Regions from separate parts of the Mus musculus genome. Here region 1 is linked to region 2. Evidence: chromatin loops called from intact Hi-C (ENCODE). Cell type or tissue: heart. All regions are shown on one strand. Each heading gives the region's core, and the rest is flanking DNA. Links, peaks and the distances in the headings are about the cores only.

Region 1 (15,473 bases), core at 4,482-12,481, 200 kb after region 2:
CTTCCCGGCAGCTCTGCTGGTTTGTTTCTTCCAGGCGATTTGCCTTGTGCAGGGGTCTTCTTTGAGTTTTGCTTGTCTGGGGGTCCTCTTTGCAGCTTGATTTATTAAAGCCTCCTTTTTTTGCATCTTGGCTTGCTTGAAATTCAGCCCTCTTTTCTGCTTACTCTGGAAGAATAGCGAATCTGATCAATTTCAGGGACTTCTTGAAGCTATATTGGGTTGCTTACTTTGTTCGGGTTTGAGGAGTTTCTCTGTAGGTTTGAATGTTTCGATCTCAGAGGAAACTAACACAACACCACAGCACTTAAATATGGGTTATTTTGTGGGAGCCATTACACCGTGCTCTGCCACAGCCACTCTAAAACTCTTCTGAGAGGTCATTTCTGCTTTTATCAGGACAGAAGCCTGTGTCCTGTTAGAGTAGGAAAAAAGGAAGGATGCAAAGGAGAAAAAGAGAGAACAAGAAAATAACTAAACCTTGACAAGAAAAAAAGAATGTCAGAATTCATATGGAGATAGCTAATATTAATTATGTCGATGGTTAACTGTATGTTTAAAGCTTTAAAATTGCAGTGCTTAAGAGAACCATAAAGCAAAATTGACTTTCAAATGTTAAGGGCTAGCTAGGCAAGGTGGTACATGCCTTTAATCTTCGAGCTGGGAAGGCAGAGCCAGGTGGGTCTCAGAGTTGGAGGCCAGCTTCCTCTACAAAGGGACTTCCAAGACAGCCAGGGCTACAAAGAGAAACCCTGTTTCAAAACAAACAAACAAACAAAAAATCCAGAGTCCCTGGTGAAGACTTGGCACCAGTATATGAATAAAAACATCTTCCTTGTTAAAATATATTGACTGGTATATCTCTGAACCACCCCAGGCCTATAATGTGGAGGTTTGAATAGGTTTGGCCCCCATAGACTTATGTCTTTGAAAGCTTGGCTCACAGTAATACTATTAGGAGGTGTGTCCTTGCTGGAGTAGGTGTGGGTGCATCCTTGCTGGTGTAGGGATGGGCTTTGAGTTCTCATATATATGCTCAAGTCCCAACTGCTTTTGAATCAAGATGTAGAACTATCAGTTCCTTCTCCAGCACTATGTCTACCTGTGTTCCACCATGCTTCCTGCTATGATAATGGACTAAACCTCTGAACCTGTAAGCCAGCCCCAATTAAATGTTTGCCTTTGTAAGAGCTGTCTTGGTCATGGAACTCTTCATAGCAATGGAAACCCTAATTAAGCCGGGCGTGGTGGCACATGCCTTTAATCCCAGCACTTGGGAGGCAGAGGCAGGCGGGTTTCTGAGTTCGAGGACAGCCTGGTCTACAGAGTGAGTTCCAGGACAGCCACAGCTATACAGAGAAACCATGTCTCGAAACAAACAAACAAACAAACAAACAAACAAACAAAGACACATAACAATAATAATTATTAAGACACATACCTTGACAATCAGCTGCAGAATACTGAGCAATAAAGCATCCAGCTCTGACTGTGTAGAGGAATCACTGGAAACAAAATAAATACCCAACCAAAAGTGTTAGGTGTCTTTATTAGGGAGAGGGCTCTAGGCACTTGCTTAACTACAATATTTCCTGTGGGCAGCCTGGCTGGAATCTTTGGTGTAACACCAAAGAACTTAAATTGGAGAATTAGATCAAGCTGGGTATCTGTCAGGCTTCCTTCAAGTTTCAGGTTTGGGTTGAGTGTCCAGATCTAGACTTTGAGACCTGTCTGAGACAAACCAACACCATTGGGCGTGAGGAGAGGCAAGCCTTCTGAGCAAAGCTTATAGACCATTTCCACAGTAATCTGCTAAGCAAACACACAGCTCCTCTCTACACATACCTATGCTACAGAGCTAGTCGGAGGGTGGAATAAAATAACTCAAAGATGTCATTTAGGTGTCTGTTATGTAACTATTTAGTCACCTACGTGAATTATTTTTATTAAAGCAATGCGTTGTGTCTATGGTCTATATACGACATTAACGAGCAAGTTAAGTGTAAATTTTGATTATTTTCCCTTTAGAGATAGGCATTTGTTACAGGACCCTTAAGAAGAGTTTTCCAATTAAATCAACCTTGTCGTCGAGTTTTCCATGTTGACAGTGCTTTCCCACAAAGCTTAAGCTTTGCATTATATGGCTTTGCATCCACATTACTTAGAATTTGTTTCAGTTCTGGATAGTAAAGAGGCACAGAGGCAATAGCTTAAACCAGTGTGCCAGTTACATTACTCCTACCTGATAGAGCATCCCGAAGCTCATTGACTTGAACCATAATCCTTTAGGATCGATGGCTGTGCTACTGTTCTCCCATGGATTGAATTGTGGCATCTAAGCAATGGCTTCTAACGGAAGGTCATGTGATGACCCCTGCTTGAACAGGACGTGGGGTGAAGTACCAGGGACTACCTGCATGAGTCAAAAGAACCCTATTAAAAATGTGATATGTATATTCCTGTATTCTCTTCAATAGCTTCGTTATAAAACTCTGGATAAGGCCAGGGTATTTACACACTATAGAGGCCCCTTATGACCAAACCAAGATGATACTAGCAGGCTTTGAAAAGGCCACACAAATGACAAAGCCAATAGGAAATTGTTACTAGACAAAACACATATAGGTCTGTTAGTCTGGCACGTTCTTATTTGACTTAAAAAAAGAAATTCCTGTTTTGGGAGGTCACACAGCTGTGCAGCACATTGTCTTCCCACCAACTTTAATAATAACATGTCTGACATGTGGATTATGGTTAGCAGCCAGGTATATTACTTTACAGCAACTTGAAGGCTACTATTCCTGAAATCACCAACTCGTTCTGGTCCCAACAGAAAACTGGTAAATAACGAAAATGAACTAAAAGGTTTGGCATCTCCATTTTCATTTTTGTCTATCTCCATTGGTGTCTTTTCTGGGAGGGAGATAGAACCTCACATATCCCAGGCTGCCCTTGAATTCACTGTGCAACCAAGGATAACTTTGAGGTCCTGATCATTCTGCCTCTAGCTCCCAAGTGCTAAGATTACAGCTATGCAACTGTAACTGGCTTTCGATTGGTATATTAATCTGTATCAGTTCTGCATGGAGACATGTTGACCAATGCTTTGTCAGAGACTACAGTTTGTGGTTCGCTGCCCCTGTTGCCTGTTAGAATGAGGTTTTTCTTCTACTGTGTCCTTGTATTTTCTTGTCAGCTTGCATCCACCATCCCAGATTTATCCTAAGGCACACAGGCAACCATGAGACCATTTCATCACCATGAGACATGATGACACTACCAATAGAAAAGTGTTACCAGCTCCTGCCTTATGTCACTACTCATTAGTTCAGCGACTCATGGCCAGAATACCTGAGCACAAGGAAGACCTTTTAGAAAACTCTATCCATGCCTATGACGAATAGATAATACTCAAACTTTGTCCCCCTCTCCCAATGAAATGCAGGCCTACTGCATTAAAGGAGCTGTCTGATCACTGTTTGGTTGGAGCTTGCTCCCTTCTGCTTCCAGCTGAACCCCTACCTTTCACCAAAGCTTCAGTAGTCTCATTCAAAACATGTGGGTTTGTTTTACTCCACCTGTGTCCTTGCATAACACCCTGCCATCAGTATCAGAGATCCAAAAGGGTAGGCTAGGCAGAGCTGCTCATCCAACGAAGGGATACATGGTAGGCAGAAATGTTGATACCATTAGGAGGCACAGGCTTAGAGCCAGCAGAAGCCACAGGTGGAAGACAGAAGCAAAGATGGGGAGTTCTTGCTCCACGTGAAAATGGTGGCAGGGGGAAGAATTAAGGGCAATTCTTTAGTCTGGACCAACAAACTAGAAGTCTATTTGAGTCATATAAAACCCTGCAGGTGAGTGGTTCAGGGCTGTTATGGGACTTGTAGTTTTCAAGAACTCGGGCTACTTCCAGTTCACTGATCCTCTATGTGTAGCCCCCCACCTCCACCCCCGTCAAGGTTCACTCATTAACCAAGGTGATCTTTTCAGTTCTATCTATGAGGTAAGAAAAAGGACAAAGTTAAGAAAAAATCTCAGAACAGATGGGGTCTGAGACTGGATCTTCTATCATTCCAATACCAAATCCAACTTGAACATGCCCGGACTTACAAAATGCCAAGGGGTGATTGGAAGTTTGTGGATATCAGGGTATACATTAAATCAGTGAGCTTGGGGGCAGGGAAGACCAGGATTCCCTTGAATTATGTTTCAATGATGCAATACACACGTAAAGATCACCTTGTATGCTCTTTGCCTTCTTAAAAAAAAAAAGCCATTATTGTGTCAGAGGAAGAGGAAGCGATTCAGGTACAGAACATGTTCTAACAGCCTAAATGATGGTGCTTGGTGAATCGTGGTCCTAAAGGTACCAAACGGGGGAGCCAAAGTTCTCCAACTGCTGCATACTTTTGACAAGGAAAATCTAGTTTTGTCTTCCGATCTACATTGATGACCTAAGCCAAGTAAATAAGCCTGGTTTATTTCTGTAACATCTTTATGCAGACAGTCTGTTATGCACTGTGGGTTCAGATGTGCAATAATTTGTACAATGGTTTATTCCCAAGTATGCCTTTAAGCAGAACAAATGTGTTTTTCTATATAGTTCCTTGCCTTAGTAAATATGTAATATGCATTTAAGTACACTTCTATTTTGTATATTTGTAAACTACAAAGCAAAAAAAAAAAATGAACATTTTGTGGAATTTGTATTTTGCATACTCAAGGTGAGAAATAAGTTTTAAATAAACCTATAATATTTTATCTGAAAAAAAAAAAAGAAAAAGGACAAAGTTGAAAGGGGGCAAAAGTCACATACCATCTGTCTCTTACAGAGGGATCCTAAAAGTCGCCACATCACATTTACTCAAGACGCAGACAGAGTTTCTTGCAAGGAGAAGTGATGGTTTGCTCTCCAGCCAGGCAGCCTTGCACTTGGGTAAATCAGGGCCACTGTTACTAAGAATAATGAACCATGATTCCTACATAGTCTTCCTCCGGCTGTGAAGTCAATGCATGCTTGTTGCTTTAAAATAAAACATTCTATATAACACTGGTTCTTCACTCCTCTGTGAGAAAAAAAAGGGATAATAATTATCAATAAGATAAAAAGGAAAGAACATTGGTGGTTCAAATTGGTGTGATACTGGGAGTCTTCCGAGGTACCACGGTTATTTTGTCTGATTGCCAGTATTCTTTCTGTCTGACTCATTGGCCTCCAAAAACATTTTTATCAGTACTTTTGTTTAGTGTGTGTGTGTGTGTGTGTGTGTGTGTGTGTGTGTGTGTGTGTGTGTGTGAGAGAGAGAGAGAGAGAGAGAGAGAGAGACCTTCACCAGCCTATAGAGAGATGATCCAAGAGGAGGTAAGAACACAGTTCTGTTCAACATAGCTCAGTAGCTGGTGTTGGTTCAAACATTGAGAGTCTGACCCCGAGTGGTTTATTTTAGGAATATTTCAGCGCAGCAAAACCTTGTGAAAACTGTTCTGGTGATAATCAACTCAGTCCTACATGCACAACAAAGCATGTTTGAGGAGCAAAGTAAGCTAACCAAAAATTGAATGTGACTACATCAAAACGGTTTGAAAAGTGCACATGGCACTTTCTGAAGATAACGTCTACAGATTGACTGAAGGAGACAAGGCTATGATAAGAGTCTGTAGGAGGGTTGAGAATGCAGAGTACCAAGGTCACCAGGATAGAAAGCCTTCTGAGCAGATAACAGGTCTTGCATTCCTTCCCTTGAAGGAACTAAAAGGACCAAGGTAACTCTACCCTTTCCTCTTCCATCTGCTCCCTGTCTTACTTAGCTCTTAAACAACTTGTCTGGACCCCCATTCTTCTTAGGTAAACTGTGAGAGTTAGCCAGGGCCAATCAGTTCCTTGCTGACACAGACACAGCCAATCCTTGTAAGAGAGAAGTTGCCCCCTCCTGACCCCTTTCTCCTGCTTGTATTTTTTTTCCGGTGTTTGTTTGTTTGTTTGTTTGTTTGTTTGTTTGTTTTAAAGGGCCTGTGCCTGCTGGGGGTTGTGGTTCCAGCTCCCAAGTCTGGCCACGTCCCGAATTGATTAGCCTTAGAAATCCACATAAATAAACTGTTCCTGCTCTACTTGTTCTCCATGGTCCTCATCATCTGCGAGACCCCAGATCCAACAGAACAACCCTATATACTTAACATCCATGTTCCCCTACTGTTTACCTGTGAGCACAAAGACCTCCTGCCTCCTATGTGTGCACAGCATAGCACGAGTGTGCAGGTTAAAGGAGAGGACACCTTTCAGATACCACTTGTCTCCTACCATGTGGATCCAGGGGTTCAGCTTAGGTAACCATATTTAGTAGCAAGCATCTTTACCTGTTAACCTATTTTCCTGGCCCTCATTAAGGATCTAAGCACAGAGTCAGAACTAACAAAATTGACATCCACAGTGAAGTATTACTCTATACCTATTACAAAAGCCACACTACAAAGCCAGTTGTTGTAAGGGATGGATAGAGTAGAACTCTAATACATTGACAGCAAAACGCAAAAGCACCGCAAATCATTTAGAATTGCTTACAAAGCTAAGCACTCATTTGTCAATAAGACTGGTAATCCCATTCCTCAAAGATGACCCAAGATAAATACAGAAATATCTTCACACAAAAACCCTGCATTACAGCCACTTCATTTAAGGTCAACTAAGACCCAGGTACAACCTCGGCACTAAACATAGGCAAATGAGTGACCAGTTCTATTGTACCTTTGCCTTGAAAGATGCTTCAGCAACAGAGAGAAATGAATTATTGGTACGTGCAGAAACGTGCATGGACCTCAGAAGAATCTTGCTACAGGGAAGAAGCCCACAGCAGAGGCTACAAAGGGCATGATGTCATCAATGTAACATTCTGAACAGAACAAGACAGTGAAGGAATAGGTCAGTGATTACTGCAGGCTGGGAGCAAGGGAGGAAAATTACTGCAAAAAGGCAAAAAGGAACATGGCCAGGTGATGGAAACAGTCTTTCTCTCAATTATAGCGATGGTTGCAAAATCATAATTGCTGCCAATGCATAGATGGTAGACCAAAACTGAATGAATTATATTATATATAAATTATTCTTTATCTCTCCCCCCTTCCCACCTGCTTCCACCTCTGGAAGTTACACAATTACACAAGTCTGATAAAAATCAGGAGGGAAGAGTGACTGTGGTTTAAAATGATGAGTGCAACTTTAAGAAAATAATGCAGTCAGTTACTCCCAACATCAAAGCTTTATGTACAGCTTGCAATTAAACTTAGCTTCAAAGAATTCATTACTTTTGTATTTTAATGTCTGCAAATGCACAATTTGAAACGGATAGCTCTATTTAGGAAAATGCCTCGCTCTCTCAGAATTATCTGATATTGATTCAGGCAAGTCACCAGTCACAGTCTATTGGACACTGAAGGGCTAAAAGAAGTTGTTTCCATAATGAAAAATGCCATACCCAGGAACCAGGAAAATAATAGGAGAAAATGCCATGCGAATACAAGTTCTGTTCTTATAGACTAGCAGCCTGTCTCAGACTCCAGACAGAGTCCTTTGCTCTCCTTATCATCAAGGCTTACTAATTTCAGGAGAACCGGTGATTTTCCCAAAAGAAGACTGGGGTACTATGGTCCCTAGAACACAGATTCCCTGTGCAGAGACAAGGTCCAGCATAGACTGACGGGGTGAAGGATACAGGAAGAAAGTGACTGGGATGAGACCTCTTCCACGTTTAAACCAACAGGAAACCATTGTGGAAAATACACTGAACTTATTTGAATTTGGATTACATTATATTGGCAACTCTGAGGAGTATGAGTAGGGGGTGGGGGTGGAAGTGCAGATGTTCAGTCTAGGTAGGACAGGTGAGAGATGACCAATCACATCTTGAAATAAGAGGCAGTCACTGTGGTGGCTGGAGAGATGGCTCAGCGGTTAAGAGCACTGACTGCTCTTCCAGAGGTACTGAGTTCAATTCCCAGCAACCACATGGTGGCTCACACCATCTGTAATGGGATCAGGTGCCCTCTTCTCGTGTGTCTGAAGACAGCTATAGTGTCATATACATAAAAGAAATAAATAAATCTTAAAGAAGCAGCAGTCTCTGTGACATGGATATGGTATTGTAACTTCTTTAGGATAAGGTCTGAGGAAGACAATAGAATCTTGGTAAAGGGATGGATCCCCACCTAACCGAGACACTATTGCATATGCCAGCAAGATTTTGCTGAAGGGATCCTGTTATAGCTGTCTCGTATGAAGTTATGCCAGTGCCTGGCAAATACCGAAGTGGATGCTCACAGTCATCTATAGGATGAAACACAGGTTTCCCCAATGGAGAAGCTAGAGAAAGTACCCAAGGAGCTGAAGGGGTCTGTAACCCTATCGGTGGAACAACAATATGAACCAACCAGAACCCCCAGAGCTCGTGTCTCTAGCTGCATATGTAGCAGAAGAAGGCGTAGTTGGCCATCATTGGGAAGAGAGGCCCCTTGGTCTTGCAAACTTTATATGCCTCAGTACAGGGGAATGCCAGGGCCAAGAAGTAGGAGTGGGTGGGTAGGGGAGCAGGATGAAGAGAGGGTATAGGGAACTTTCGGGATAGCATTTGAAATGTATATAAAGAAAATATCTAATGAAAATAAATAAATAAATAAATAAATAAATAAATAGAAATATACAAGAGGGAAAAAAAGAATCTTGGTGAAGGTTCAAGTTTTTTTCCTCTTCTCTTCCTTCCTTCCCTGTCTAGCCTAATCAGCAAGTTCCTGGTTCAGCAAGAGACCCTGTCTCTAAAAGCAAAGTGGAAATTGACTGAGGAAGACATCTGTTGCTGACCTCTGTCCTCCATATGCACGCATACACACATGTATGTGCATTCCCCTACACATATATGAACCCTTGCCTCCCCTCCCCCATAAACGATTAAGAAGGTAGGTATTACCCGAAGGATGAAAGTAACTAGGCATGAAAAATTATACAATTTATTATGTTCAAACTTCTGGGGAAAGGTAGGGTTTGGGATCGGTATAATGATACAGAAGATGAGGCCTCCTTACAGAAAAATTAAGGAACAGTTTAGAATCCCAAAGTACTCTTGCATTTGGCGCCATCTGCTGGCCCATGTCTGCTGTGTCTTACTTGGAATTGGCATCTTTTCTTTTTCCTCTAAGCAAATGCTAAACCAGACCACGACAGTGAAAGGTGCAAAATGCTACGGTCCCAAGGCAACTGGCTCTCACAGTTGTCCTTCTTCTGAGTCCTCTGTCTGATGGGCCTTGTGGGAATCGCCTGGTTAATTAGAGCTCACATTTTCTTGGCTGTCATTGGAGCCAAGGTCATGACGATCTGTCTATCCTCTGCCTCGTCACTGTTTGACATAGGAAAGGGGTCCTGGTTCTTATATTTCAGCTGATCCTTTTCTCCTCATCACCCCCAGGAGATAGGACATGAACGTGGACCTCTTCTAAAGTGGACACAAGACAGGATCCAAGAATCGTAAGCATTAGACTGAAGGTGCCGTGTAAACTCGTTGTTGGTTTCTATAATCACACACAAATCACAAAAATGGTAAAAATGAATAATGTTTGTCATTTATGCCTCTCTGTCTTGAAGAATCCTCTACCTTTAATTCGTAGCAGGTAATGTCCCTGTGTCGCTCTGTGTAACTAGCCTGCGGCCACGTTGAGGGTAATGGCAGACCTTTTCTCATAGAATTTTTTTTTTTAATCATGGTGCTTGGCTCCTCTCAGTTATTCATTATCTGAAGCTAAAGGATCATTTCAATGATGGAGCTATAATTTCAGCAATGAAATCCAATTGAAGAATTAGCCCAGTTATTTGTTGTTTATCACCATGCCTTGTTGGATAGTAACAACATTCATCTCTTTTCTTCCTGGCAATAGGAGTCCTGAGAAAGACCATCACATCAGTGTGGATGAGAGCATGGAATTTACTTTCTGTCGTACTGTTAGCTTCTTAGAGCAAAATTATTTTTTAAAAATTAGTATAATTAATTAATTAATTAATCCTGACATATATTTGGGTTCAGAGCTAAAATTTAGTTTTGTACCATTTTCCCAGTGGTAAGTCCATTAGCCAGGGCCCTCCAGAGCAGCGGTTCTCAACTTGTGGGTGGTGACTCCTATAGTCACATATCAGATATCCTGCAGATCAGATACGTACATTACGACTCCTAAGAGTAACAAAGTTATAGTCACGAAATAGCAACAAAATAATTTTTTGTTTGGGGACTCACCACACTAATGAGGAAGTTTATTAAAGGGTTGAAGCATTAAGAAAGTTGAATATTGCTGTGCAGAAGACCAGAACGGATAGGATACATATATATTACAAAGGGACTTACTAAACTGCCTTAAATTGGGGTTGGTCTGGTGCTGTGTACACATGTGTAAGTTATGAACCCCAAGATCTAGTTGTCCCAGACAAACTAATTCCCACGTAGACCAGTCTTTGTTGTGTAAATCTTGCTCCCCAATTTAAAGTTATTGGTTAAATATATGTGGCTGCTGCCAGTTACTGGGGGAGAGTAGAGGTAAGTGGAGCTTTGGGCTGGAGGTATCAGGTGGATGTAGTAAAAATTATTTAAAATCCTGGCCCTGGGCTTCTTCCCCGCCTTAGACCATTTATGTTCCAGAATGAAACACACACACACACAGCCTTTATTTTTTAAAAAGATTTATTTTATTATTATATCTAAGTACGCTGTAGCTGTCTTCAGACACACCAGAAGGGGGTGTTAGATCTCATCACAGATGGTTGTGAGCCACCATATAGTTGCTGGGATTTGAACTCAGAACCTTTGGAAGAGCAGACAGTGCTCTTAACCACTGATTCATCTCTCCAGCCCCAGCCTTTATATTCTTAAATTATGCCCCAGGCAGCACAATCGCTGGGCAGTTGCCTATCCTCCATGCTGTTAGAATCCACTTTCCTATTGATAACCCCAAGTTACCACTTATTATTTACTATGGTCCATCTGGGCTGCACTTAAACTTCAATTGGGTAGCCTTCTGGGCTATGTTCTCTTGGTCTTTAGTCCATGGAGGCTTCTTCCTTTATCACATGGTGGCTTCCTCCTGCCTCTTCCTCCTCTCGTCTTCTTCTTCCTCCTCCTCTCTCTTGTGGATCTCCAAACACACAAAACCTCAACTCCACCTATGTCTCTTTTGCCCAGCTATTGTCTGTTGCCATCTTTATTCACAAATCAGAATTATCTTGGGGGCAGGGTCCCAGGAATGATGTACAGACTCCGGGTCTTGGGCGCCATCACTTAGCATTAGTATAGACAGTAAAAGACAAAATCTCAACAGGTAGAGACCATGAGGAGAAGAAGGAGGAAGGAGACAATAAGAGGTCTCTATTAAGTGTGATGGACCAGGAACATGTGGCTGAGTGAAATGCCCTCTAAGGGCAGACTGATGGAACTCATAGACATCTACAGTTTAGCAACACAGTATAGTGAAGGCTATGAGCCATTCATCCTCATGCCTAGAGTCTAGGAAGGAGCTACAACCCACTGCTGCTACCCAACAACTGAGAGTGTGGCGTGCTATATATGGCTAGCCTGAAGAAATACTCAAAATTCAAAGTCCAGCTCCTGCTGGGCGCTTATTGTTCTTATATCATTATGAAGATTTTTAAAAAAAAGAATGTCAAAATTTTATAAATGAGGGTCAGGCTACATTTGGAAATTCTTGGACCTTAACACTTCTTAGAGAACTGGACACACTGTAACGACTAACATTACAATATCTCTCACACTCTCAAGTACCTTTTTCTTCATCTGTCCTATTTCTGTTCCTACATGTCATCTCTTTCCCCTGTGTTCTTTATTTAATTATGTTCTTATTACTCTTCTGTCTCCCTATCCCACAAGAGTTGGGTGTCTTTGTATTTTGGTCTTCCCTGTATAGTAACTACTCAATAAAAAATACCTGTTGGCTGGCTGAAGACCAAGGGACAACATCAGCCATTAGCCTGGGTTAGCATGTGCTGACCTACTCAGGGCTGTGTACACTCTGCTCACAGAAGCTGGGGGAAAAGATATTTGCATCTCTTTCTGTTCCTGAACAGTAACATCACATGGCAATTTGGAAAAAGCCACCATGAGGGTATTTCCACCACAATAATGGGAAAACCCTACAAATCAGAGTTTGCTTTCAGGCAAGCTAATTACTGTACAGTTGTTAGCATATCACCATGACGTCCAATGCTGGTTAATATTGATGGTTAACTTGACAAGATCTAAAATCACCCATGGAAACAGCCTCTGGGCATACTTTCAAGGGCTTTTCATGCATGGATTATTTAAAATGGAAAGACCCACCCACAGTGTTGGCAGCACCTTCCGCCCAGGCCCAGATAGAAGGAAGTAGAAGGGAGAAGCTTTCCCTTGTTGCCTGTTTGCCTTCATGTCCTGCTGGTGGGTTCATCTTCCCTGTTGCATGAGCTCATCTACTCAGTTGCAGGCACCACCTCTGATGCTGCTATCTTTTGCCAACATTAGAACCCAGCTCCTTTGGCCCTCCAATGCATATTTACAACCGATGACTCGAAGAAACCCTCCAGTTCAGTGGTTCTCAACCTTCCTAATGCTGCGTCCCTCTAACACAGTTCCTCAAGTTATGGTGACCCCCATACATAAATTATTTTATTCGCTACTTTGTAACTGTAATTTGGCTAGTATTATAAATTTCAATGTAAAGGCCCGTGTTTTCTGATGGTGATGGTCTTAGGGAACCCTGCAAATGGTCATTTGAACAACCCTCTACCCCCAAGGGGTTATGACCACAGGTTGAGAACCATTGCTACAGGTTGTAACTGCTTGTGTTCTCATGTTAATTATGCTATCCAAAAACTTGTTGGTAATGTCCCGCACATAAGACTGAAGGAAGCCTGTCAACAGTTGGTTTTTGACTAGTCAATAGAGTTACTGGAAGCCAATGCCTGAACAGGGCAACAGAGACAAGACTCTTAGGATTCTCCAGAAGGGATGGAGGAAGGAGAAAGAGGGAATTCCACCATGACACGGGGGAAAGAGACAGTCCACGCCAGAAAGGTAGAGAAGGGAGAGATAAGTAGGACCAGGGGAAAAGAGGCCCCAAGAAGACTGCTGAAGGAAGACCCCAGACTCAAATAGTATGCAAAAGCAAAGAGCATTTTATTCTGCAGAAATTAGCCGCATGCAGGGATCCCCTTACCAAAATAGAGATGCCAAGAGAACTTACAGACTTACTTTTAAAGCATGTTAGGGGAATTCCAGGGAGAAGTGGGTGATCTGACTTATCTTGATTGGTTGGCTCTATTTCCAGGGCTATGGACATCTTTGGGATTGGTCAAAGCTTTGGGGGAGTCTTGGGGAATTACCATTCTTGATTAGCTACTCTTGGCTCAGGCTAGGTGGTGTGGCTATTCTTGGGAGATCCTGATTGGCCACCCAAAAGGCATGTTTTCTTTTCCTGGAATTTGATTTGTTTTGGATTTGTCCCAGTATTAGGAAACAGAAATTTAGGACTAGTCCTTAAACTACCAGCTTGGAGCCTGCCATGGAGTCTGCCCGGCTTAGCCCCTGGCCTTCTCAGAAGAGGGTTTTTCAAGGGTGTAACTGAGCAAGACTTCTTGATAAGTAGAGGCAAGATGTTCTACTTAGAGGGAACAGCCGAACAGCTAGTACATAGATTCTGAGGATGGAGACAACAAAGTTTGTTTAATGGACTACAGTGGTCTGATGTGAGAAGTGGGAAGGAGGGGTGCAGGCTTTTGGTACAAGGGAGAACAATCTACCAGGGGATAGAGTAGTGACTCAGGGAAAAGAGGGGGAACATCATGAAATAGTACAGGGACAAGTTTCACATAGAATTAAAATGAGTCACTGCAGGCAGAAATGTCAAGAGACATAGTCTAACTTGACTGCTAAAAGCATCACTTGCTCTTTTATGCCCAGGACAGACTACGGCTGGGATAAAAGTGGATGCCTGCAGGCTGGTTAGAAAGCTATTGCTGGTTGGTGGCCATGTACAGTGTCTAGAGGCACTCTTGTTCTAGATGAACCCTGACGGCAGAGCCAGCAGGACCCGCTCACCAGTTAGCTGGAGAGTTAGTTATTTTTGTAATGTCATCATAAGAATGTTAGAGAGCGGGTGGCTTGGAATCGGGGAAGTCTGGTGTATTGTAGTTCTGGAGACAAGAGGTCTAATCAAGATGTAGATGGGGGCCATCCTTTGTGGGGTCATGCTGCCCCCTTCCCAGTTTTGTGGTTAATCCTTGGGGTTCCTTTAGTTATGGCAGCCACACTGCCATCTGAGTCTCTGCTGTACTCCCCTCCCCTTGGGAGCCTGTTTTTGTACCTTCCTCTTCTTATGAAGACACTCTTCATCTCAGAGCAAGAGCACAGCTTGATCCAACATGCCCTCATCTCAACTAGTTATACACGAAATGATCTTATGCAGTGAGTTGTTTGGGGGGTGGGATGGAGTAAGAAAGGTCAAGATTTCCAAAGAACACAAAATCTGAGCCTCATAGACAACTGGCTCCTTGTTGTACAGCTGACAAGGGAGCAGAACCTAAATTATTATCAATTTATGTAAGTTACATCACAATAAGCCAGAGAAAACCTCTCTTATTAGAAAATCCAATCTACTCCAAAACAGTATCCTGCTTCCCAAGTGAGAACGTGAATAATTTACATTAATAGGAAGCTCTAAATAGTCCACTTCCCACTTGTCAAAGACATTTATGTTTTCAAAATTCACCTTTGTACCAGATAGTTTAACACTGGCAGCTAGGGAGCCGGAGAGATGTCTTAGTGGTTAAGAACATGGAGTTCAATTCCCAGCAACCACATGGTGGTTCTCAACCATTTGTGATAGGATCTGATGCTCTCTTCTGGCCTGTCTGAAGATAGTGACAGTGTACTCATATAAAATAAATAAATAAATAAATAAATAAATAAATAAATAAATCTTTTAACAAAAAAGTCACTGGTGGCTGGGGGTTTGGGGATGGGCAGCTGGCTCTTTGGAAGTCTGTAAAAGCCTTCTGAACTGTAGAGAGGTAGAGCTGATGCTGTGGGCAGAAGTCTGACTAGATGCTTGCTTGTTATGTAAATTAGCGCCACACCAGGACAATAATTCAGAAAGCTCCTCAATGTTCTGAACTTTGAGCCATGTTCAAGCAGTTCTGTCTTAGGGATTACTGGATGGTACAGACAGAAATCATATAAAGTGTTACAAATAGAGACAATTTTACTGGATGATGTTGGGTGCTCTGATGACCAGCAACAAAGAAAGCAAGACAGCCATAGCTTCCCTTGGAAGTTCAAGGGCTCCCATTTTGTTCAATCTGTGTATTGACCTCATTCACCCACTTCCAGCTGGCCACTTGCCTCAGCTTTGCTTGCCCATGCCAAGCACAATGGCATCTTTAACCTCTGAGTTTCTAT
Region 2 (15,473 bases), core at 2,749-10,748:
CACCCCACCACACACACAACCCAGTGATTTAGGAAATTAGATCTAAGGGAGGTGTGTTAAACAGCTTCCCATTCTTGTAACAGAATACCTTAGAATAGCAACCTTAAAAGGAAAAAGTTTTCCTGGTGACATTCCATGTTTCAGTCCCTGGCAGGTTGAATCCTTTGCTTTTAGGTTTATGACCAGGTGGAAATATCATTGCATATGTAATGAAAGAGGATGATTACTTCATTATAATTGGGAAATGAGAGGAGCAGTAAGAGAGGAAGAGGCTGAGGAAAAGCATCCTTCAAAAGCAAGCTCTTCCCAGCCCGCTTCCTACAGACAGACCCACCTTCCAGTTTTCACCATCTTCTAGTCATCCATTCAGTTACAAGAGTCCCTCAACAGATGGTGTCAGTCTCCTCACAATCTGTCCACTTCCCATAACTCCACCTCTGAACATTGCATTGGAGACTGAACCTGTTCCTTAGTTTCTTGACCTGCACTATCTCAACCCCAGCAACTGGATATTGAGAAGAATCCCAGTTGCTGTCTTTGCCCATCCGCCATGGTCTGCAGAAAATGGAACTGAATTAGAAGAAATGAAGCTTCAACCAAGAGAAAACTTTATTGAAAATGGAATGTTAATTTTCACATTTTCAGGAATGAACTAAGTCATGAGAATAGGGTCACCATGGATGGGATTAGTGACCTTATAAATGTTCTCTTGCCATCGCCACACCAGGGGAGGACACAGAGAAGCTGACCTCCTGTGACCCAGCAAAGGTCCCCTCCAGAACCCAACCTTGCTGGCACCCTGATCTTGGACTTTTATTCTCCAAAAATTTTGCTCCATGTCATAAAACCTGTGACAATATCCTATTCCAACCCAGACCCACTGACGACATAGCATCCTAGTTAAATCATGATTGCCTCTCTTCTACTAAAGAGTAAACTAGAGAGATTGGAAAATCTGCCCACTGCCAGGGAGTGGAATGGCCAGAGCTGGAGGGCAGAGCTACCTGCCTACTCAGAAAAGTAGCAGGATCAACATGGCAGAATCCCAGACCTGTCTGTTCCTTAGTGGTTTATTATTATTATTATTATTATTATTATTATTATTATTATTACATGTTTTCTTTATTTACATTTCAAATGCTATCCCCTTTCCTAGTTTCCTCTCTGAAAATCCCCTATACCCTCCTCCCTCCCCCTGCTCCCCAACCCACCCACTCCCACTTCCTGGCCCTGGCATTCCCCTATACTGAGGCCTAGACTCTTCACAAGACCAAGGGCCTCTCCTCCCACTGATGGCCAACTAGGCCATCCTCTGCTACATATACAGATAGAAACACGAGCTATGGGAGTACTAGTTAGTTCATATTGTTGTTTCTCCTATAGGGCTGCAGACCCCTTCAGATCCTTGGGTACTTTCTCTAGCTCCTTCATTGGGAACCACCTGAGCAATCTTAACCCAGGGAAATGGATGCTGAAAAGAATCCCAGTCAGAGCCTTTGCCCATCAGCCATGGTCTGAAGAAAATTGAACTGAATTAGAAGAAATGCAGCTTCAACTAGGAGAAAACTTTATTTTAAATGGAAAGGTAACGGTTTTCAATTTCTCCAGACCACATCTCTCTGGGACCTGTATTTACAATGTAGGTAAGGGTAGAAAGAGGTAGCCAGTAGGACTCTACCAATAAAAATGGTATCTAGCTGCCCTTAGATGAACTGCCACCTACGTTACAGTATTTTGCAGCAGTTATTGGCAGAAGACAACATTTTCCCCTTTGTAGGCTGTGTATTAGCTGTGACTCAAAGTGACTTAGGCTCAAAGCTGTTCATTGGGCATTGAATAGGACAATGGGAGCCACAAAGTCTCTCTATATAATCATAGACCACGTCTGTTTTCCATTATAAAGCAGGCCAGGCAACTAACAAAGGTGTAGCTTTTTTGGGAGCAGCCATATTTTGCCAAGACTATAGATATTCCCCCCTTGGCCCTGGTTCTCTCAAAGTCTGACTCTCACTCAGCTCATGCATGTCCTACACCAGTCCCTTTGTTTGGAACTCACCTCCAGTCTCCACCATCCTCCCTAAGTACCTATGATCTCTTTCTCTTTGAGCCTGCTTCTGCAGCAGCTTACTGGCACCGATTCCTTCCTAATGAGTGGTCTTGGCTTTTGAATTTTATCTTGTTATTCACTTGTCTTTGTGTGATTCACGCAATTCTGGCTTCCCTGGGTTTTAAGACTCCATCTCTGAAATCATTCCTAGCCCCAGCCTGAATCATCTTTTCATATGAAGTTAAAGAAATATGAGGATTCCTTAAAGAAGTAGAATATTGTACCTGGGAAGACAGGCACTAAGAAGCACATAGCCCATGTTTTACATGAAGCAGAGATTTCCTGTAAAGAAGAAATTCTAGATTCATTCAGTGGCTTCGAATAAGAAATTAGAGTGAGTAAGACGGCAGCCTACACTCACTATAAGGGATTTTGTAGCTATTATAATGGTCCAATGAGTGAATTCTTATTCACCAACATTAACGCTTTCTTACAGTTTTAATGCCCAGTTCCTGGGGGTATAAGAAAGAGTCTGAGAGATGAAGCAGGAGCTGACCTAAGAAGCCAAGTTCCTGCCAGGCTTGAAGTGAGGCAATGGTGTGAAGTGAGAATCAGAAATTATTACTCAATCCTTGGGAGAAACTGCCACGGCCATCACTCCTTCCTTGTGGCAACATCTCTTGTTTGTTGTAATCCTTTTGTAAAGTTGGTAGAAAATGAGAAGCCATGACATTATGCACGGGACCTCCCAGCACTGTCCCAGCACAAGCACCTTCTTTAGAAGTGGGTTACAGTAAGAAGCAGGAAGCTCCTTCAAGGCCCGTGGTAGAAATTTGATAGAAAGTTCCTGAGTATCAAAACTTGAATCTGGACTGCAGAAGAAGCTGATTTGGTTATGGGCTGTTTCCTTCCCACGTCCCAGATCTGGTGGGATATGGTTCGGATTTCAAGTTACAACCATCTAAAATATCAAAGCTATCTTTGCAGCAGGATATACCCCCAGGCTGTGTTTAGAAAGAATGGACTGAGGAACACAAGCACTGCTGGGGGCTAGGGAGCCTCTCTCAGAGCTCCTGGAACTGGAAATATAAGGACAAAAAACTGCCTCTAACCAGGCTTCGGCAAGCTCCTACCAATCATTTCTATGTCAAAGTCTCAGTCTCAGCAATATGGAGAAGTGATGGAATTTTTTGATGTATGAGGAGGGGGAATACTGAGGTGGAGCTTCCCCCTCTCAGAGGAGAAGGGGAGGGAGCGTGAGGGAAAGTATGGGAGGGGGGCCAGGAGGAAGGGGAGAGAGGGTATTGGGATAAAGGGAATAAATAAATAAATAAATAAATAAATAAATAAATAAGGGAAAACTGAAAATATGGGGGGGAGAGAGAGATTAGACACAGTGGAATGAAATTGGGTCACTGAAACAGGGACCCCCATCCTCTCCTCTTTCTTCCTCTTGGTTGTTTCCTAGATACCATGGAATAAGCAGATTTATCCTTCATACATTCCCTGCAGAATGGACTGACTTACCACCAGCCAGAAAGTAACAACTGAAACTGCCAAAACCATCAGCCAAAATAAACCTTTCCTCTATTTAAGTTAATTACCTTAGGTATTTTGTTACAGTAATGGAAAGATGACAAACAGGGCATCCACACATCAGTGCCTTCAATAAAAGTTATTCTTGAGTTAGTGTATTGATGACTAGGGTTTTTATCTCATTGAAATCTTTACTTTAGGAACTACTCCAATTCTAGCCATGAGCAGCCACAACACACATATGCAGTCCTGGCTACTGAGAGTCTAAGGCCAGAAGATTACAAGTTTGTGGCTTGCCTGGACAATTCTGGAGACCCTCCAGATAGTAGTCAGCTCCATGGGAAAGTGGTTGTCTTGTTAGCCTCTGTAAGGTCCTGAGTTCATCCTTATTTCCGAAAAATTCATTTAATAATACTATATAGCCATTAAACAATGTGCTTATAAAAAACGTACAAAAACAATAGTAGGTGGCCAAGTAGCATCTAAAACTTCCTCTGGACAAGCTATTCTTCTCGTATTTCTCTGTCGTTCTGGAAGGTAGCTCATGGTGCCAAAACAAAATATCACATCAGACTGCTGAGCTTAACACAGGTTTATTTCTTGTAGTTCTGGGCTCCAGGAAGTCCAGGTGCCTACAGACCCAGTTCCTGGTAAGGATGCTTCTTGCCTCGAACGTGAAGTCTACGTTCTCACTGTTTCCTCATATGACCTATCTTTTGTATAGGTAAAGAGAGAACAAAGGTTTTTCTCTCCTGTAAGGTCATCAGTCCTATTGAGTTAATAGCATCATTCTATCCCCAGCATCTTTCACCAACCACCATTGCAGTAAGGGTCAAGTCTACAGTCTGGTGAGGTCACAGGAGAGTATAATTCACTTCACAAGAAATATCCTTATAGCTAAACCTCAGCCATCCAAAATCACTTCAAGAATCCACACAGGAAGTCTTCAATGGTTCAATATAACTGCCCCCAAATAAAGAAATATTGACTTTATAAAACTCAAGATCATTTTACATAAGCTAGAAATAAACAGATCGCTGTTAAATAGTAGTACAGTCCCAGCAGGCATGGACACCACAGATGGTGTCTCTAAAGAAGACCCGGGCACATCTATATAGAATACAAAGATAAATCCTTGTAGGTGATAGGTAGTGAAAAGTCTTCTAAAGGAAATACCACAGAATATTGCCATGCTAGAGATCAGCAAATGGCAAGGGGCATAAAAAAATTCACACAGCTGTTTGATGGAAGAATATTTCAGAGAAATATTTCAGAAAAAAAAAGAAAGCCTGCACTTGGGCTACTTGATGAAGCACAGAGAGATGCATGGCTAGGTGTAAGTATGAGCAGGGGAGACAGGAGGTATGCACAGGGCCAGCCCAGCAGAGTCCTTAGGCCTTTGAGGGACTTGGGCTCTTCATCTGAGTAAAAATGGGTGCCATTGAAGATGGAGGAACACGGTCTTACTTAGCAGATGGTCACTGTGACTCTGTGCTTACAACAGGCTCCACTGGAACAAAAGTGGGAGCAGAGAGAACAGCAGCTAAGGAGCATTAGAAAAGGCCAGGGGACAATGGTGGCTTGGACACCAAGATAACAATAGGTATTTGAGAAGTGGTCAGACTCTGTACATGTAACTGGTCCTCTCTATCCATGGGCTCTATCTCCATGGAGCCAAACAGCTTCAAATGAAAAGTATTTTTTAAACCCACAAAAATCACAACTCTCCTGAGTGTGACTATATTTGTGTTATTATTTCCTCCAAAATTTCAGCTTCAGGACTACTCAGATGCATTTAACTTGTGTTACAAAAATCCAGAGATGTTCTACTCATTATGAGTCTATCTGGACATCTGTGCAGTCACTGTGCAGCTTTGTAGCTTTGCACAGTGGATTTGGAATCTGAGAGCAGGCTCTGTGTCAGTGGGAAGGATCCTGGAAACAGTGTACTGAGGATACCAAGGGACTGTATCCTGGGGGTTATTTCATTTCAAAGACAGACCACTTCTCCTCCAGGACTTAAAGAGATGTCATACCTGCTTTCTTAAATGCCTAGTCAGGGATTTAAGCATCGTCCACAGTCTTCTGGGAATCAGAGTTTGGCTGTCCCATATATAAGTATGGAAAAATAAGGGGTTTGGAAAAATACACCTTAAAGAGTTGCAAACTTGGACTTGAAAAATACCATGTGCTAAGTGGTAAGTCACGTATTCAAGAACTGACTCTATGTCTTGAATTTTATTTAAACCCCCAGAGGTCCTAAAGGTGAAATCTGTTGTGGGGTGTACCCGGCCTCATCTCTTCCTAGCCTTCCTCTCCACCCTTGTATAATAGTCAAGCTTTTGCCAAGAGGAAAGACAATTGTGCAGCCAAACACAGTGTACTCTTTGAAGACTTCATCCCACCCTGTGTCTCCAAGAGCCACAGCGCGCGCACCTGCCTAACCGAGCCTGTTCGTGGGTAGTATTCCAGCATTAAAAATTCTGGTATCAGTTCTATTCCTATCTGGTTTCGGGCCTCTTAGTTCCTTTTTGCTTAAGGACCACTCTGGCTACCTGAGAAAGGGAATCCTTTCCTCCAGCCCTAAGCCAGGACTTCAATAGTTTTAACCAAAGTTACAGTCTAAAGAAAAAAATAATAATAAACACACCCTCATGTTGTATGTCTTCCATTTGCAAGCATGTGCTAAAATGGATCAAGCAGCCAACGGGTTTAGTATTTCAGAGGGAAAAAGTTAAACACAAAGAACCATTCTAGATAATGGGGAGGAGAAGCGACTTACTATAGATGGTTGGCCGGCTGCCATTCTGAGCAGTTTTACATTTTTAAACAGTACTTACCCAATGCTCTCCTTAATCCTATTAAATGAAAACTTTTTCTAATTTTAAAATTAAATTTCCTGTATTTCCTGATAGGCTTCCAAGTTAGCCTCCTTCCCGCCTCCTCCCTCGGTCCCTCGATACTTCTGTAAGAAGAGGGGCATTAGCATCCTGGACAGATGCCAGTTGGCACTGTCGCCCTCAGCGTCCCTCGATGCCCCTGAGGTTTTCCACTGAGTTCAGATTGTTTTCTTACTTCCAGTTCTTGGGTATCGCCCTGTAGCTTGTGGCTAGTGGCTGTGGCCTTTCCCCCCACCACATGGGGGCGCACTTCAGTCATTTACCTTTAAGAGCCTAACCTTAGCTCCAAACCTTTCTAATTACTCCATCCCTTCTCTTCTGTGGAACTGGGGAGTTGAACTCAGGGCTCCCTGCAAGGTAGGCAAGTTCTCTCCCACTGAGCTCAGCCCACAGGCCCTTCTAACACCCATCCTCAACACGCTTGCATTTATTTGTTTATGCCATCTTAGAATAGGACCAAAACCAGAAGTTAAAATAAGGACTACCATCATATGGTATGTTAACACCAAACCAAAATATTAACTCTATGGTAAAAATTACCTTGCTCAGTGCACACAAAATGGTGACTATCTGGTGTTACTTCGAGAAAAATTTTCAGTGAAATCATTATTCAGCATTTGCCACTTCGGTTTATTTGCATTCCGAATTAAAGGTTATCCTCATAGGTGTGTGTAAGGTCCAGTCAAGCAAACACAATGGTATCTGAACTTATAATGTCCTACTTGTAATGCGTTAATTATGCAAAGGTCCTGGTTAAAATTTCACTGATACGGTCCATCTTTCCTTTGCCACTCGCTCCTGTGGCAAACTGAGAGATATCGTACCTTAAATCTTTTCACTGGACTTCCCAGAAGGTTAGGAAATTCTGTCTCCATATTTTTGTTTTTGTTTTTAAAGTGTTAAAAATGTTTGGGAATGAGAGACACAGTATGGCAGGTTACACGAGAACGACTTCCATAGATTCGCATATTCGAGTCTTTGGTTCCCAGTTGGTAGACTGTTTGGGAAGGGTTGATTAGGAGGCGAACTTCACAAAGGAAGTGTGCCGGTGCAACATCTCTGCTCCTGTTCCATCTCTGCCCGCAGCTTACAGATCAGATGTGCGCCCTTGGCTGCAGTTCCACTGCCACGCCATGCCTACCTGTCGCCAAGCTCCCTGCCATAGTGGTCATGAACTAGCCCTCAGAAGCTGTAAGCAAACCCCAATGAAATGTTTTATGTTACAAATTGCTTTGGCCACGGTGTCTCCTCACAGCAAAAAAAAAAACAGTAACGAAGACCTCGTGATTCACTTTTGGAGACAGAAGGACATAAAGTACCACCTAGTTTATAAACCTAAACCTTTAAAATTCTTTCTCCAGCCAGGTGTTGTTGCACGTGATTGTAAAGCCAGCACATGAGAGGCAAAGGTACAAAGATCAGGAGTTCAAGTCTAGCCTTGGTTACATAAGGATTTCAAGGGCCTAGCAAGAATTAACTTTGAAATAACATTATTTGTTTTCAACATCTCATATTTTAATAGTGGGCTGGTGCTATGGCATAAGTCATAACCCATAGCACTACCTCATTACCTAAAATCACATTGAAGTTTAATCTCCACTCTAGTGCCATTAAAAGGTTGGGGCTCTAGAGGACGAACGTGATGAAGGTTCTCCCTTCATTACACCCTACAAAACACCCTTCAGGACCAGCCCCTTTCTTTCCCTTCTGCCTTCCGTCACATGAAGTGAAACAGAGGAGGTGGGGCCTTCAGACGTCAACCCTGCTGCTACCTGTGCTTGAGTCCCAGCTTCCAGAAGTGTGAGTAGGACATTTCTTTCTTTTTTTTTTTTAATTTTTTTATTAGGTATTTTCCTCATTTACATTTCCAATGCTATCCCAAAAGTCCCCCATACCCCCCCCACTCCCCTACCCACCCACTCCCCCTTTTTGGCCCTGGCGTTCCCCTGTACTGGGGCATATAAAGTTTGCAAGACCAATGGGCCTCTCTTTCCAGTGATGGCTGACTAGGCCATCTTTTGATACATATGCAGCTAGAGTCAAGAGCTCCGGGGTACTGGTTAGTTCATAATGTTGTTCCACCTATAGGGTGGCAGTTCCCTTTAGCTCCTTGGGTACTTTCTCTAGCTCCTCCATTGGGGGCCCTGTGATCCATCCAATAGCTGACTGTGAGCATCCACTTCTGTGTTTGCTAGGCCCCGGCATAGTTTCACAAGAGACAGCTATATCAGGGTCCTTTCAGCAAAATCTTGCTAGTGTATGCAATGGTGTCAGCGTTTGGAGGCTGATTATGGGATGGATCCCTGGATATGGCAGTCTCTAGATGGTCCATCCTTTCATCACAACTCCAAACTTTGTCTCTGTAACTCCTTCCATGGGTGTTTTGTTCCCTATTCTAAGAAGGGGCAAAGTGTCCACACTTTGGTCTTCGTTCTTCTTGAGTTTCATGTGTTTAGCAAATTGTATCTTATATCTTGGGTATCCTACGTTTCTGGGCTAATATCTACTTATCAGTGAGTACATATTGTGTGAGTTCCTTTGTGATTGGGTTACCTCACTCAGGATGATGCCCTCCAGGTCCATCCATTTGCCTAGGAATGTCATAAATTCATTCTTTTTAATAGCTGAGTAGTACTCCATTGTGTAAATATACCACATTTTCTGTATCCATTCCTCTGTTGAGGGGCATCTGGATTCTTTCCAGCTTCTGGCTATTATAAATAAGGCTGCTATGAACATAGTGGAGAACGTGTCCTTCTTACCGTTTGGGGCATCTCCTGGATATATGCCCAGGAGAGGTGTTGCTGGATCCTCCGGTAGTACTATGTCAAATTTTCTGAGGAACCGCCAGACTGATTTCCAGAGTGGTTGTACAAGCTTGCAATCCCACCAACAATGGAGGAGTGTTCCTCTTTCTCCACATCCTAGCCAGCATCTGCTGTCACCTGAATTTTTCATCTTAGCCATTCTGACTGGTGTGAGATGGAATCTCAGAGTTGTTTTGATTTGAGTAGGACATTTCTGTTCATCATAAATCTCTTGGCCAGTGTTCGGCTAGAGCAGAGCCGACAGACTACGACAGATAAATACATGTCTTTAAGGCAGTGCTGTAGAGAAGAAGAGCATTTTGTATCACTTTGGAGTGCGTACTTAGAAGGGCATAAAATTCTAAGTATGCAACCTACCTTTGTTTGGTAACTTAAGAAATTTATAATACTATCATTGCAATTCTATGCAGGACAAAATGTGGACAGTTACCACCTAAATAAATAAATAAATAAATAAGATTAAATTACTATTGTATTGTCCACAGAAGTAAAATGAGAGAGAGAGAAAGAGAGAGAGAGAGACTTCTGTTTTGTATATACTGTGTGTGCTAACAAGTCTAAAACTCACAGAGCAAACAGGCACACTAAACGTCAGCAAAACTGATTTGCTGCAGTCAGTGGAGTGAATCCCAGAAGGAAGAAAGTAGAAAATCTGTGCCAATCACTCTATCAGTCCTTGTCTTCGAGATCCTAACTGATTTGATGAAATCTGTCCACCTATTCACAGGATAGAATGTGCTTTACTTAGAGTTTCATCATGAAAGTATTAATCCCATCTAAGTCATAGGCTAGACATGGTATGATAAACCTATTGACCCAGCACTTGGCAGGCAGAGGCAAGAGGACTGCCAAGTTCAAGGCCAGCCTGAACTATGTTCAGAGACTTTTTCTCAAAACATAGACAACAAAATAAAATACCCTCATAATAAATACTTCTGTGTTTGGCCAAACAACAGGCCTTATAGCATTGCCAAGTGTATATGCACAAGTCCTGTTAAAAAGTACATGTGAGTGTGACTTTATAAAATTTGTAAAATATAACTAATTGATACAATGTAGCAATGTCCTGGAAGCAGACCACTGGCCACCACTGTTAGCGTCTGCTCCGGCAAGTTCCTACTGTCATTCATGATGCAGTGACTACAGGTGTGGCGATCCATGGATAAGCCATGCAAGTACCAAGTAACAAGTTGTAAGCAATTTTTACTCTCTTCCGTAATTTTTTATATTAAAGCATGTATGTAAAATTGGAAACATTTGTTTACAAGCGTCCACTTGGAATCCATTAGTTTGAAGCACTAGAGCATTTAGGAGAATTGAAGTCTCAGATCAATCATCACAAATTTTAAAGGCACCTGAGTATTATTTTTACCCTGCACGTTTATAAGGTGAACTCTGAACTAGCTCAGTAAACCCCAGGGAACAATGTGCTTTGTTATGGGTCTATCTACCGATAGCAAACTAGATGAGCTTAACCAATTCTGGAAGAGGAAAGAATGACTTAGAATGCTTTGAAATCTTTTTGGTTGCGTTTGGTTTGGCTTGGCTTTGCATCTTAGAGATGTCACTTTATTCATTATGTTGGCTTTGTATGAATATGTGTATGTATGTGTGTGCTCGTTTGTCTGTACATGGGTACATATAAATGTACTTGTGTGTGTGTGTGCAAACAGAGGCCAGAAGAAAACCTTGAACATCATTTCTCAGGTGTCATTTTCTTTTTTCAATGATTGGTTTTCCTGAGCCAACCACAGGCTCTCCCCAGAGATCTACTGCTCTGATGGCCTCTATCAGGCCTGCTGAACAAGTAATATCAAGGCCCACCAAACCAGGAACATCCATGCCTACTACACAAGGACAACCAGTGCAAGGCTGACCACAGGAGGCCTGCTGCATGGGAACATCCAGATTAGGCCTGCCTTCCCTATACCCGCTACACCAGGAACATCCAGGGACAACCAGATGGTAAAAGGCCAGTGGAAGAACACAGAGAAGAGCCAGGGCAACATGGTACCTTCAGGGAAAAGGGAGCTGACTATAGCAAGCCCTAGATACCCTAACACAACCAAAGAACAAGAAATGACCTTAAATCCAACCTTATAAAGATGACAGGTGCCTTTAAAGGGAAGCCAATAAGTTCCTCAAAGAAATACAGGAAGTAGAGGTCTTTAAAGAGGAAACAAATAAATCCCTTAAAGAAATTCAGGAAAATACAATTAAACAGGGGAAGGAAATGATTAAAACTGTTCACGACCTGAGAATGGAAATAGAAGCAATCAAAAAAGAAAACACTGAGGGGAATCCTGGAGCTGGAAAACCTAAGGAAGAGAACAGGACCAATGGACACAAGCATCACCAACAGAATACAAGAAAGGGAAGAGAGAAACACAGGCATAGAAGATACAAGAGAAGAAATTGATACACTAGTGAAAGAAAATGTTAAATCTGAAAAATCCCTGACACAAACCATCCAGAAAACTTTGATACTGTGCAAAGACCTAACCTAGGAATGATAGAAATTGAAGGTGAAGAGTCCCAGCGCCATAAGTGGTATATTTTGGAGATGATAATTATATTATTTCTTTATCTCTTTCCTTCTGCCACAGCTTCTCATGTACCTCCCACTTTGCTTTCTTTTACATTCCTGGCCTCTTTCTCCCCAGTGCTGTGAGTTTATACATCACTGGCCTGGAACTCTCCTAGTAAGCTAGATAGGCTGGCTGTTGAGCTATAACAATCCGACTGTCTCCAACTCCCACTGCTGGCGTTACAAGCATATGTCACCACGTCCAGCCCATGAGTTCTGAGGACCAAGCTAACTCTCATACTTTCAGGGCAAGTACTTTACTGACTGAGATAGTCTCCCAGCCTCATTAAATTAGATTTGCACAAAAACAACCTTTCACTGAAGGGTTCATTTGTCCCATGATATGCATGAACTTAAGCCATTTTTTGTCATTGTTTGCAGAATAATATAAAACCGTATAAAGAAAGATCATCAGCCAGCCTTTCCTTTTACAAGCAATGGCCCCAGGCAGCTATAAAGTGAACAATTTGTCACCAAAACCCATTTTTCCACCACGCTCCAACAGCACTTAGAGTAACACTGGAACACATCTGATTAGTCTGCTAAATTATTTGAGGCATGTTTATATGTCTCATTCTATTTGGGTCTCAACTTAGGCAAGCAAAAGTCTGCCCGAGGTAGGTGAGGTGAGTCTATGAGTAAACGCACCTGCCCTGTGCCAAACCTAATGATCAGAGTTCATTCAGTCCCTGAGCCCCACATGATGGAAGGAGGTAACCAACTCCCACAGCTGTCCTTTGATCTCCAGTCATGCCTTATGGAATGAGCACAAATTGGGAGGGGCGTTGTGTGCCCTGTGTCATATAAAACAAACAAATAAATATAATAACTTTTTAAAAAGACTCTATTTGTGTATAGGAAATCTATGTTGAGGGAAAATGAATTATCTGACATTATGGTGTCAAACAGCTCACTATGACTTGTACAGGATCCCCTGACTCTTTGTGGTGTCTCTGGCTAATTTGTACAAACATCTATTACAGCAGCATTTCTCCTGGGTATGAACCTTGCCTTCTGTGTCACCTAGTTCTGTCCTTAGTGCCCTTCTCTCACAGACCCGATAACAAATCCTTACTAATACACATGGATGCTATTGCTCTTGTAGATGCTTCCTTTTAGATAATATAGAAAGAATCTAAGAGAAGTTGTCTAGAGACATGACTTCATGTCACGTTAATACCAGCGGGCTTGCTGCAAAAGCTGCATCCTTGGAGCACAAGAGCTTTTTTACTTTCTAATCACAGTGGTGCACAGCTGGCCTTGAGATGTTCTCCAAACATCCAGGAAAATGCACTACAGATAATGTTCCATACTGTTCAAACCCTAATCCAGAGGAAGTCGTCATTTATTGAGATTGAGCACCACTACTTATAAGGCAATGGCTCACATGATGTTGAAAGGCTCTTTAGCGGAAGAGAAAAATCTTTGATCAGCAACAGCCAGAGAGATTTTTAAATATACATATGTGTGTGTGTACTTATGTATATATGATTGCATGTATATATGTATGTATATGTGTGTATATTCATATATGTGCGTGTATATATATATATATATATATATATATATATATATATATATATTGTTCTCCCAAAGCTCTTGTTTGGGAAAAATACAAAAGTCAAGGGCTAGTATGATAGGAGCACAAAGAGAAATGATATACTGGAAGCCTCAAAGGAGAGGCCACTCTGAAAGAAATGGTCGCCTTGTTGAGTGAAGAAACTGAAGGAGTTTCTTTTGATAGAAGTGATGTGATGAATCTCCGGTGTTTTGAAGGCCCACTTTAGCAATGACAAGCTAAAGCCTTGTGAAAAAGTAGGAATAAAGACATCCATATTTTAAAAAAATGTTAACTTGGTCTCTGTAACATACAGTTAAGATCTATAGAGCTGGACTCCTAAAGAAAAGAACTCTAAATAAATCTGTAGCTCTTAGAGGAATATCTATTGGCTACGTATTTTTACTAGATCAACAGTAAGAAGGGATCAGACAATTTGATCCATCCGTATCTGATGTTGTTTATTATATAATTAACTGAATATGTTTTCTGCAAATTGAAATGTGTTGCATTAAATAAGTTATCTAAATGAAGACATCGTCTGAAAGATTGTAATCCATCTTGGACTAGGTGGATAGATAGATATGCCTGGCTACTGCAATTTGGAATCTAATACTCAAAAGGGCACAAGATATTCACAAAAAACAGCAAGATAACCCCCAAACACATCAAAGATGCCCAGCTTCATCCATCATCCTGGAGGAAGCTGATTCAGACCACAGTAATCACAATGAAATACCATGACATGTTCAGCACAATGTGTAGGATGTAAAACCCTGACCACAGCAAGAGTCAGCATGAATGCAAAGAAGCCAGAAATCTTGTTTTGGGATGAGAGTCTGAATCAGAAAAACCACTTTGGAAAGTGTTTTATAACACTTTCCAGACATTAAAACTAGATGTGTTCAAGAGACCTGACCCAATCCCTGGTCCCTCGATCTATTCCCTTCATGTTCATCAAAAGACACACAGCACAAGGGCATCCATAGTCAGTTCGCTGTAAGAGCTAAAACTTAGAAATAATCCAAATGTCCATTAAACAGTCAAAAAAGACAAATGTACTGCATTATAGTCATATTCAGCAACAAAACAACTGACACACTGATCAACAGCAGGGTGGAAATCTGATAAATTGCTGAGTGAAAAAAATTAAAAATATTAAAACGTATAATATATAGTTCTGCTATATGAAGTTTAAAACATGTGAATCCAGGCCTGGAGAGACAGTTCAGTGGTTAAGAGCACTTGCTGCTCTTCCAGAGGAACCAAGTTTGATTCCCAGCACCATATGGTGGCTCACAACCACCTGTAATTCCAATTCTAGGGAATCCAACCCTCTCTTCTAGTTTCTGAAGGCGCCAGGCAAGCATGTGACACACAGATATTCGTGCAAGCAAAAACATCTGTATCTATAGAATAAAAATAAATAAATCCTGTTTTTTAAATGGGTGAAAGACCTTGAAGTTTTGATGTTGGATATTCAGGTGGGAGCTAGTGGGCTTCTTACCACAAAGGGTTCAAGAGAAGTTTTTGGAATCTGCTAGTGTTTTGCGTACCTTGATTTGAGTGTTGAAAACATGAATGGGTGGGTACGTGGATGGATGGACACATGTATGTATAGATAGGTAAAGTTTAATCAACTATACATTTCATATTTGTGCAAGCCTCAGTATGAAAGTCCTACTTTATCTCTCTATCCTAACCCCTTCTTCACATTCTCTCAATATGTATGACAAATTGGGGCGGGGCAAAATAATATTTGTGCACCTTAAAATAGAGTGCTCCCTTGGCTGGGTTTCCTTGGCCTAGAAAAGCTTCATATTCTGGTCCCCAAGAAGTCTGTAAAGTAACCACGAAGAGGGAGGGCAATAATGCCTGGCTGGCCTGTGATGTGTAAAGGAATAGAACCATAAAGTATTTATGAGACAGACTCAGAGGAGAGATGGTGCTGTAGCGGTCTCTGGCCCTAATAATAAGTAAAGCTTACAGTGGAAATGGTAAATGAGACATCCCAAGC

Evidence for each region. Hi-C counts contacts between places; a loop is a spot of excess contacts. Peaks named below come from ENCODE experiments on the same cell type or tissue, not always from the same donor. Only the 100,000 strongest peaks of a DNase experiment are listed, where the experiment ranks them.
Region 1: it touches region 2 in a loop (7-fold over the local background); 24 of 42 quality-filtered maps call a loop at or near these places.

The regions. Positions count from the first base shown.
Region 1 is chr15:51,890,193-51,905,665 of GRCm38, forward strand. It overlaps Gm34678 (a long non-coding RNA gene), which reads right to left. Exons shown (of 6, transcript XR_003951502.1): 2 at 4,817-5,066; 3 at 2,240-2,410; 4 at 1,439-1,502; 5 at 1-165. Gm48923 (a long non-coding RNA gene) reads left to right here and starts at 6,905. Exons shown (of 3, transcript XR_003951503.1): 1 at 6,905-6,987; 2 at 8,763-8,943; 3 at 9,450-9,603. In heart, for the core only: a CTCF peak has its summit at 9,124 (motif pointing left); no DNase peak of the experiment used is centred there.
Region 2 is chr15:51,690,198-51,705,670 of GRCm38, forward strand. No RefSeq gene overlaps it. Among named protein-coding and RNA genes, the nearest start is that of Gm34562, 45 kb to the left of the region's middle. In heart, for the core only: a CTCF peak has its summit at 6,719 (motif pointing right); no DNase peak of the experiment used is centred there.